Linked DNA regions of Homo sapiens: region 1 is linked to region 2. Evidence: read pairs that join two places in POLR2A ChIA-PET (ENCODE). Cell type or tissue: B cell. All regions are shown on one strand. Links, peaks and the distances in the headings refer to the core of each region. The heading gives the core; the rest is flanking DNA. Region 1 overlaps CTRC (chymotrypsin C). Region 2 overlaps FHAD1 (forkhead associated phosphopeptide binding domain 1).

Evidence for each region. Peaks named below come from ENCODE experiments on the same cell type or tissue, not always from the same donor. Only the 100,000 strongest peaks of a DNase experiment are listed, where the experiment ranks them.
Region 1: POLR2A ChIA-PET joins it to region 2 with 10 read pairs; 2 of 35 experiments call an interaction of 5 or more read pairs at or near these places.

The regions. Positions count from the first base shown.
Region 1 is chr1:15,446,686-15,452,056 of GRCh38, reverse strand. It overlaps CTRC (chymotrypsin C), which reads right to left. Exons shown (of 8, transcript NM_007272.3): 8 at 2,815-5,371. Among named protein-coding and RNA genes, the nearest start is that of CELA2A, 7.4 kb to the left of the region's middle. In B cell, for the core only: no CTCF peak of the experiment used is centred there; no DNase peak of the experiment used is centred there; H3K27me3 peaks cover 926 bases.
Region 2 is chr1:15,381,249-15,386,619 of GRCh38, reverse strand. FHAD1 (forkhead associated phosphopeptide binding domain 1) reads right to left here. Exons shown (of 34, transcript NM_001391957.1): 30 at 5,169-5,371; 31 at 4,427-4,592. Among named protein-coding and RNA genes, the nearest start is that of EFHD2, 26 kb to the left of the region's middle. RefSeq lists enhancers at 1,748-1,867, 1,224-1,871, 1,872-2,519. In B cell, for the core only: no CTCF peak of the experiment used is centred there; a DNase peak (open chromatin) is centred at 2,069; H3K4me3 peaks cover 229 bases; H3K27me3 peaks cover 470 bases.

The sequences.
Region 1 (5,371 bases), core at 50-5,049, 66 kb before region 2:
CTTTTGTGAGCATCTGGGAGCAATAATTCTCTCAAGCCTCTGTCTCTCTGGGCTTATTGCTGGTTTTATTGAGGCTTCTCGGCACCCCCACAGGCTACACCTCCCTGGTCACTAGAGGAGGTCAGCGTGCAAGGGCATCCTTAGACTTTAGGATTCATGGCAGAACCACAAGTTGTTAGTTGCACAGGCTCTGGAGTTAGACTACCTGGGTTTAAATCATGGTGCCCCATTGCTAGCTGTGTGATCTGGGCTGAGGTTTGAAATCTCTCTGAGCCTCAGTTTCCTCATCTGTAAAGAGGGATAATAAACAGGGTTGCCATGAGGATGAAATGAGGTCATATATATGAAGCCTTGGGCGGAGCCTAACACAAATTAGCAAGTGCTCAATATATGCTAGCCACGCAACGGCTATTAGGCATCCAATGGCACACTAGTGGATCAGTGGCTGGTGGGGCTCTCAGCAGCCCCTTCCAGGCCTCCCAGCCCCCAGGCAGAAGGTGGAGGTGGGAGGGTCAGTGCCTAAGTTTCCAGTTTCCCTCCCTTCCAGCCACCAGTTTGTGACCTCTGGGACAAAGTCCACAAATCCCTACTCTCACCCAAGCCAGATCCCAGGGAGTCCTTCCTGACCCCTCCTTCTCCCTCCCCACTACACCCACCACAGTGCGCTTTGGATTTTGCCTTCTAACACGGGAGGAAGGATGGTGAATCTGGTTCCTATTGCTGTTGTAATAAATTGTCACAAACTTAGTGGCAAAAAACACACACATTTATTATCTTGTAGTTCTGGAGGTCAGAAGTCCACAGTTTTTCCTCACTGGGCTAAAGTCCAGGTATAGGCAGGACTGTTCCCTTCTGGAGGTGTAGAGAAGAATCCATTTCCTGGCCTTTACCAGCTTCCAGAGGCCGCCTGCATTCCTTGGTTCATGGCCCCTTCCTCTATCTTCAGAGCCAGCAGTGCAGCATCCTTAAATCTCTCTCTGACCCTGACCCTCTTGTCTCACTGTTCTAAGGACCCTTATTGATTACACAGACCCCACCCAGATAATCCAAGATGGTCACTCCATGGGAAGATCCTTAATTTAATCATATCTGAACAATCTCTTTTGCTGAGTAAGGTAACATGTTCACAGGTTCTGGGGGTTGGGGTGTACACATCTTTTGCAGGGAGCATTATTCTGTTTACCATACATAGGCATTGATTCTTGGGCATAATAATGGATCTTGTCCCCAAAGCTGAGAATTTTACACTCTTTTTTTTTTTTTTTGGAGACAGTTTTGCTCTTTCGCCCACCCAGGCTGGAGTGAAGTGGCACGATCTCGGCTCACTGCAACTTCCACCCCCCAGGTCCAAGTGATTCTCCTGCCTTAGCCTCCCGAGTAGCTGGGATTATACGTGCCTGCCACCACGCCTGGCTAATTTTTTGTACTTTTAGTAGAGACAGGGTTTTGTCATGTTGGCCAGGCTGGTCTCGAACTCTTGACCTCAGGTGATCCACTCCCACCTTGGCCTCCCAAAGTGCTGGGATTACAGGCATGAGCCACCGCGCCTGGCCAAATTTTACAGTCTTGTTGAACAAACCGAACTGTGGGTTGTGTTTCACCATGTATTAGCTAACAAATGGTAATTTTTGTTGTTGTTTTTTCTCGTTTTCTGAGACAGGATCTTACTCTGTTGACCAGGCTGGGGTGCAGTGGCATGATCACGGCTCACTGCAGCCTTGACCTCCTGGGCTCAAGTGATCCTCCTGTCTCAGCCTCCCAAGTAGCTGCCACGACAGGTACATGCCACCACGCCTGGCTAATTTTTGTATTCTTTGTAGAGACAGGGTCTTGCTATGTTGCCCAGGCTGGTCTCGAACTCCTGGGCTCAAGCATCCTTCTGCCTCAGCCTTCCAAGTAGCTGGGACTACAGGTGTGTGCTACCATGCCTGGCTCCTGACAAACAATCGTTTTGATAATTAATCAGATTCCTGGAAGTTTGTGTAGATGTGGGGCTGGAGGCTTGCTGCTCAACGCTACAACTGTACCCCTTAAATAATTACTGAAACCTCCCTTTTCTCCTTTTCATTACCGCCTCCATCCGGGCTGCATTATTTCTGGCCTAGACTGCTGCAGCAGCCTCCTTACTGGCCTGTCTGCCTCCACTCTTGCCTGCTCCAAATCACCCTCCCCACAGCTGTCTGATGGACACTGTAGTGTACACATCGGACCACAGTGGCCACTTCTCTATCTAAAAGCCCTCTACAGCCCCCACTGCCCTCAGCAGGAAGTCCCAGCAGCCCCTACCACTGCACAAGGCCTTCCCTAAGGGCGTTTGCTTCCTCTCCAGCCTTGTCACTTGCCCCTCCAAGCAACAACCATCTTGGTTTGCCTGGGACTCTTCCAGTTTTAGCATTGAAACTCCCATGTCTGGGAAAACTCAGCCCAGGCAAACCAGGACAATTGGTCACTCTGCCCTTGCCCCTGACTTTATGCTCTGGCAACACCGGAGTTTCTTCCAAGCAGTCGCTATAGCTTTGCTCATGCTGTTCCCTTGGCTGGAAAGTGACCCCTTCTGTTCCCTAGTGAATTGATTAGCAAGTAACTGAAAATCTACTTCGGTGGCTAAAACAAATGCAGATGTATTTTTTTTCACGTAGCCAGACATTCAGAGGAAAATGGTGGCTGGCATGGGATCTACAGCTTGATGAGGTCTAAGCTGACATCTCTGTAATTATCTTGGCCACAAGATGGCTGCCTCAGCTCCAGGCATCACATCCATATTCAAGGCAGGAAGAAGGGGAAGGGGCAGCACCAGCTATGTCAGATCTTTCTCATCAGGGAAGTTTTTATTTATTTATTTTTTTTCTGGAGGATGTTTTACATTGCAGGGCAGCAGAGCATGGTGGACAAGAGCACAGGCCCTGGAGTCAGATCACTAAAGTCTGGATTCCGGCTCCACTACCTTCTAGTTCACACATTGGGAAGTCACTAACCCTGTCTGGCCTCAGTTTTCTCATCTGTAAAATGGGCATGATGTTAATAGTAACCTACCTCATGGGATTGTTTCTGGGGATTGAGATAATGTAAAACCTATAGGATAGTGCTTGGCACATACTAAGTGCCCAATAAATGTTAGATATTATTTAACATTGCTTAAATAACATTGTAATATTAATTAACATTTTAATTAGCTCCCTAACTACAAGGGATCTGAGGACAGCAAGCATTTAGCATTTATAACCCCCAATATAAAGACATACACAAAAGAAGATAGCTGGGAATGAGACCGGGTGTGGTGGCTCACACCTGTGATCCCAGTACTTTGGGAGGCCAAGGCGGGCAGATCACCTGAGGTCAGGAGTTTGAGACCAGCCTGGACGACATGGTGAAACCCCATCTCTACTAAAAAAATACAAAAAAATTAGCTGGGGCCGGGCACGGTGGCTCACGCCTGTAATGCCAGCACTTTGGGAGGCCGAGGCAGGTGGATCACGAGATCAGGAGATCGAGACCATCCTGGCTAACACGGTGAAACCCCGTCTCTGCTAAAAATACAAAAAAAAAAAAAATTAGCCAGGCATGGTGGCTGGCGCCTGTAGTCCCAGCTACTCAGGAGGCTGAGGCAGGAGAATGGCGTGAACCTGGGAGGCGGAGCTTGCAGTGAGCCGAGATGGCACCACTGCACTACAGCCCAGGTGAGAGAGCGAGACTCTGTCTAAAAAAAAAAAAAAAAAATTAGCTGTGCATGGTGGTGCGTGCCTGTAATCCCAGCTACTTGGGAGGCTGAGGCAGAAGAATCACTTGAACCTGGGAGGTGGAGGTTGCAGTGAGCTGAGATTGTGCCACTGCACTCCAGCCTGGGCATCAGAGCAAGACTCCGTCTCAAAAAAAAAAAAAAAAAAAAGAAGAGGATAGGTGGGAATGAAGTTTAGATTAAGCAAACTTAAGAAGGACTACGTTCTGTACTTGGGTACCTTCTAGTCAAATTTTAAGACCAAGCTTGGGCATCATCACCTCCAGGAAGCCATCCTGGATTCCTCCCGCCAACTGACACTGCTTCAGGTGTCCTGTTTCTATGCTTCTGGTCTGTATTTCTGTTTTCAAATGTATACCAGGGAATTTAATGATCTATTTACTGGTCTGTCTCCTGCACAGCTGGGGTACCCCCATCCTGGATTCCCGGGTCTGGGTGGTGCTGGGCTCCCTGTAGCTCCCACTGCTTGTTGAGTAAGTCAAGTCTTTCCTGAGACTTGCCTTGGCATCATGGGGGTGTGGGAGTCACACCATGGTCCCCACTCCCAGGGGACAAAGTCTGGTGGAGAAAAGGGACAACTCTTGGGCCAGTCTGAGGTAGCTGCAGCCGAGGGCTCTCCAGCGAGGGGTCCAGAGGCTGGGCTGGGGGCACCCCCACAGAACAGGACATTCCCAGGAGCAGGCCAGGCCAGAGGCCCCTATCATCAGGGTCTGATCCCCCTGGCATGTCCCTCCCTGGACATTGGATCTCTCTCATCTCTGGCTGCCCCTGTCATCAGGGTCTGATCCCACTGGCATGTCCCTCCCTGGACACTGGGTCTATCTCATCTCTGGCTCCTCTTGGCCTCTTGTCAGCCTCAGGAGAACTCTCTTCTCCTGGATCAGGCATTGCCAGCTATCCCAACTCCTTCCTCTCTCTGGGCCTCAGTTTCCCCACTTGTCTAATGCAATGAAAGCATATCCAGCTCTGACCACTGTGATTCTGTGTGGAAACCATTGCCTTCTTCAAACGTATGTCTCCTGAGGATGATGCTGGGGTCTCTTCCTCTTCCTGTACCCTCATCATGCCCAGCACAGGACTGGACACAGGGGCTGGCTCACTAAACACTTCTCAAAGCAGAGAGCCCCTGCCAACAGCAGCCATGGGGTCTGTGCTGCGGGGTGGGGGTGGGGGGTCCCTGCTAGGGAGCCCCTTCCCCAGGAGTGGTTGTCCCTGAGCTTTGGCCATCCTCCTGTGGCCTGGTCTCTCTGGCCTGGGGGACGCTGCTTTTGGGGAGACCCTGTCTTCCACCTGCTGCTGGGGGGCTGTGAGGACCTGCCAGGCCCCTCGGTGGAGGTAGGATCGGAGAAGCGAGTGATTTCATCAGGGTCTCACCTGTTCGCAGCTTGTGAGATGGAGCGGGGAAGGTGTCTGATGCGTCCTTCACTCCCATCCCCTCCGGCTTCACGCAGGACTCCCTGGGCTCTCCACCCCAGCCCCCTGCCTCCCATTAATGCCCCAGGAGGCTCCTTCCTTGGCCCTCTCTCCCGGCCTCTGTTTCCCCACCTGTCTAATGCAGGGTGGGGGAAACTGGCTGAGTGGGGTCTCTCTTTGGCTCCATAGTGTGGAAAGGGGCAGCACCAGAGAGGAGGGAAG
Region 2 (5,371 bases), core at 195-5,194:
GATTGGCTGGAGCCCGGAAGGGGAGCTGGCCTGCTCCCCACCAGAAGCAGCTAGTGCATTTCAGTGGTTCTCACACTCAAGTCCTAACAAAGGCCGAAGAACGGGCTTGCATCCTTCTCCAAGGGCAACTTCTGTGCATTTAAAATGTTCCTACTGAAAATCCCAGTCTTAGCCCATTCACGAAAAGTGTCAGCTGTTTCTTGGCTGTAGCCCTAGCTGTATTCACTAAAGAGAAAAGACAGCTTTACAAAGGCGCTGCCGGCTCTAGGAGGACCCGGGAAAAAGTCTCGGAGTCTGCAGGACTCGCCAGCGGGCAGGAAGCTCATTGAAAGCGATGCAGGCACTGCCCCCGCCCCCGAGTGGCCTTTTCTCTTCCCCACAGTAACCGAGTAACTGAGCTTGCTCTGTGACAGGCTCTGCTGGCATCACACCATTTAACCACCCCACGAAGCAGGTCCTGTTGTTACCGTTATTGGTGCTGTTGTTGAGAAACCTGCGACAGAGGTAAAGTCACCTACTGAGGCTCACTCAGGGACAGAGGTGGGCTTGAACCCTAAGCCCTATCTGTTGGACTCCAAGTCTGCCTCTTATCTCGGAGAAACTCTGCTGCCTTGTTTAGTGATGTGGGAAGTGGACTAGATTGGGCACAGCCTGGGCCATTGTCACTGTCACACTGTCACTGCAGGGAGCTGTGGACCCAGGGCATCCCAGAGTCAGGAGGCTGATGACCACGAGGTTCTCTGTGAATGACCAGCACTGAGGTTTTCCCCAACATTTTATGTCAGGTCTGATTTGCACAGCCAGAGGTATTAGTATAGAACTATGCCTTTTTTTCTGTTTTAAAAGAGACAAGGTCTTGCTGTGTTGCCCAGGCTGGAGGGCAGTGGTGCGATCATAGCTTACTGCAGCCCCAAACTACTAGGCTCAATTGATCCTCCTGCCTTAGCCTCCCAAGTAGCTGAGATTACAGGTGTGTGGTGCCATACCTGGCTAATTTGTTTATTTTTATTTTTAGAGGTGGTGTCTTGCTATGTTGCCCAGGCTGGTCTCAAGTGATCCTCCTGCATCAGCCTCCCAAAGTTCTGATATTACAGACGTGAGCTACCCTGCCCAGCTGGAAGTATGACTTTGGACTCTGGGAAGTTCTGCTCCGTGAAGAGATGTTCAAGTGTTAAAACTACAGTGGTTGTCTGTGTGTCAGGGGCGGATAGTTCTGAAACTCAAGGTGAGTAATTTCGTTTCCCAGAGCCTCAACTGTTCCATCTTTATGAAGGGGCACTGAGATTTTATACAGGAGACGTGGAAAAAAATCGACTCTTTGTGAAAATGTTAGGTGTGAAACTTAAAGGAATTCTACTTTCCTCTCCTAGGGAGCAGCTGCTGCCTAAACAGATGTATACAGGTTCCCTTTCGAGTCTTGCACCACTGAAAAAAAACTGTTTTCTCTGATGTTGTCAAATTCTTGAACAGCAAGCAAAAAAAAAAAAAAAGATTTTCCCCCTTTTTCCCTTGACAAACAGGAGTTTCTGATGACATGTTAGTCACAAACCTTAAATGCAAACTGAGCCTGGGGATGAACCCCGAGAGAAATGGTGATGGAGTAGGCGGGGTGCATCCTGGAAAGGAATAGGGGGGATGAGTGGATGGGCTGGGAGGGCCGGGATCGGAGGTCGCTGAGGTCCCGTTTCTGTAGCTGAGTAGCCCGGTGACACTGCCCTCCGACCTCCTCAGTTTCCCCTCTCAGCGGGCAGATGCCCGGCAGCCCTCCTCGCAGGCTGATGTGAGGTGAGGGTGGGCCGTGCCCTGTGGGGTGCATCTGACAGCAAGTGCTCCTTACATAATACCATCAGCCTTGCTGTGATCGTGGCTCTACTTCCTATCAAATCTTTCCCTACGTTGTGAATTCCATGAATTTGAAAGTTCCCAGCTCCAGCTGGGGACGCTGACACAGGTTTGGCTTGGCCGCTTCGGACCTTCCTCCTCCCGCTCGGTGGAAGGCTGGCCAGCCCGCATTGTGTGTGCCTAGGGAGGCCATGAATAATGCATGTGGACTGATTATGTAAATCTGCAGGTTTTCTTTCATTTTCAGCCAGTGCATGACAATGGGCTTTTTAGGGCCCTCTGCCGTCCCATTCTGTGGTTTGGTGTCTCTGCTGTGGGCCTGGCCTGCCAAGCCCTGGGGGACACTGCCTCGGGAAGGAGCGAACTCTCCTGTGGGTACATCAAAGGACATCTCAGGACTCTGCTGCTGCCCAGATCTCCCTGGCATGGCACAGCGTAAAAGGAAACGGTCCTCTGCCCGAGGCAGCCCCACGACATGTGCAGATGGGGGCCTGTGATGTTTAATTCAGAGTGGTGAGTGCTGGAAAGGCCACGTCCAGAGCAGAGCGCTGCCTTCATTTTTGGGGGCTGCAAGCCAGGGAGCCTGTGGTCTGCAAGGTTTGTGGGATGAAGGCCAGGCCTCTGCAAGGAGCTCACCTGGTTGGTGGAGGGGGCACCCTTCTCTGGGGGTTTGGCTCTCTCTGAGCTCAGGCAGGCAACACACACAAACACACACACATAGTGTCACACACAGCCAAACCCTCATGCACATGGTACACATGTGCACACACACACACACATGAGAATGTACACACACACGAGAATGCACACACACATAAAAGCTGACAGTTACAAGGAGGGGACTCACGGCCAACCCTGCAGACAGCAGGAGAACCAGGGTCAGAGGGATCTGGGGTCAGGTCCCAGCTGTCCTTACCAGCCGCTGTGTGCACTTGGGCGCCTCTTAACTCTCTGAGGCGCAGTTTCCTCATCTGTAAAATAGGGATCATCGTACCAGGCAGGGCTATTAGAGGCATTAATAAGCCCTATCACGGCTGCAAAGCTCAGGTGAGCCCAGTCCCTGGCCTGGAGACGGTCATGAAGAAACAGTGACTGTGGTTCTTTCCCTGACTTGCCTAACCCCAGCCTTGGGATCTGCTCCACCTTAGGCAAGAGTGAAGGAAAGGGAGAGTCTGGCTCTATTTAGAGGTCACTGTTCCAGTGCCTTGTGGACTGCAGGAGTGGATGATGAATATGTCAACTGCAAAGCAGACAGGAAAGCCCCTCTGCCAGCTTTCAGGGAGCTTTGGAAGCCGCCCGGGTGCTGCTCATGTGTGACTTGCTTTGGGGAAACTTTCCAGTGTGTAGACCCTACCGGGTCTGAGGCAGGACTCACCCAGGAGACCACCTGCATGGGTCACGGGCAGCATGGGTCATGGGCAGCATGGGGAAGGCAGTGTCCGCCGGCTGGTGCCAGGCCCTGGGCAGGTGCTTCAGAGACGGGACAAGCACCCTCACCATCCAAAAGCACTTGGCTCCTGAGGTATGACGACAGCGAGAGTGGACAGCAGATAGCGAGGGATGCCTGCATTCTTTCATCCTCACCATCTGTCTGCGAGGCAGGGGCTGGAAGCTCCCATCTACTAATGAGGAAAGCAAGGCTCAGAGAGGCAAAGAGATCTGCACAAGGTCGCACAGTTAATAAGTGCGGGGATTTGAGCCCAGGACCGGCTGACTCCTGTACCATGCTACAGATGAGATACCAGAGTGTGTGCGCGTGCGCGTGTGTGTGTGTGGTGGGAGGGGGACCCATTTTCGCTGGGTCACCAGCCTGAGACTGGAATCTCGGTTTCTCAAGCCAGTGTTATTTCCAACTCTGTGCCAGGGAGCAAATCTCATCCTCACACCTTTCCTCTGCGGCTCCTTCAGCCGGGAATGTCCACCCTCTCATCCCTTTGGTGGACAAACTCCAGCTCTCCTTTGCGGTCACTGGCGGCATTGTGGCTTTGGCAGGCCCTCGCTGCATGTTCTAACCAGGCTGAGTGCCCTTCCTGGACTGCACAGCCTCGACAGCCTTCAGCTATGAAATCCACCTGAAGTCAGCTCTCTGTTCCACACTAAGGGATATGTTCTTCAAGGACATCCATCTGCCCATCCACCTGTATACTCCTCAGTCCATCTATTCTTCCATCTGTCCATCAACCTGTCTGTCCTTCCACCCATCCGTTCACCAAATATTTACTGGGTGTCTACCGCGTGCCAGGCACTCAGAATAGTGAATCCAAATCTCCACTCTCTGAGAGCTTATGTATCCCTAGCACCTGGCAGATTGATATAAATATGAATAACAACCACCATTAAAAAAAATACAGATGAGCACCATGAGTCTCAGAGAGGTTAAGAAACCTATCTAAGGTCACATAGCAAGTGGTTGAGCTCTGGTCTAAATCTAGGTCTGTCTGATGCAAAAGCTATCCAGTTGCCTCCCTTTGCATCCATCCCTGTGTTCTGTGCTACCTGGATCCTCCAGGGACCACCCTCGGCCATTGCTAATGGGAGCTGCAGGGCAGCCTGGGAGGTTCTGCCCTGGGCAGCAGCGCCTCACCTTCTGCTGCCGGATGGCCCTGTTGATCCTCTTCTCCTGGCACAGCTGGTGCTCCATGCGCTCCAGGGCCTCCTTCAGCAGGGCCTTCTCTTCGGCCTCTTTGTAGATATCATCCTCCAGCTTTGCCACCTGCGACTGGTACATCTCAATGGACACTTTGCTCCGCCTGGGTGCACAGGAGAGATGGCGTCTGTTTTTCCCTTATCTTTCCCAATCATCATCAATGTGCCAGACCCGGAAGTCTCTCAAAATACATCCACAGTGGGGGCTCACTCAGGAGTGTCATCACAAGCAGGAGAGCATGACGAAGATTTGGGGTACAGAGAGCAGAACGAGCCATTCATCAGCCGAATGTGTGTAGCGGGAGGGGATAAAGGATGTGCTACCAGCCCCTCCTGACTTCCTGGGGAGTGGGGAACTGCGACTCTTGAAAATATGACGGAGCTGTCAATGCTACACAACTGGGAAACCATAAGTCAAGGGTCGCAAGAGGTGCAGCTTGCACAGAAAATAGTTCACAGAATGGGGAAACCGTGCACTTCTGCAGCCGTGATCTCGGGGACAGAATTCCCTCTACCAGGCCTAGTCAGTGCCCTCCCTGGTCCCCTTCTGACATTGCAGGTATTCCACACGTGGGTCTCTGTCCTCCTGTCCCAGGCCTAGAGGTCTGCTGCTAGCCTGAGTTTAGCCAGGAGAAGGGAGGCCCGGGCCTTTCTGTGGGGACATGGGGGTGCCGAGGTACCTGAGCTGTTCAACGTCCTTTTCATATCCTCTCAACAGCTCCTCTTTCCTCCCCAGCTGGTTCTTGAGTTGGGTGATCTTATCAAACACCAGGTCGAGGTCCCTTTGTCGAAGCTGGTTGACCTTCTCCCTCTCCTGGCGGGAGAGGTATTTCATGGACACGTGGCCTGACATATTCTTGATGTTCATGAGACTTCCGAGGGT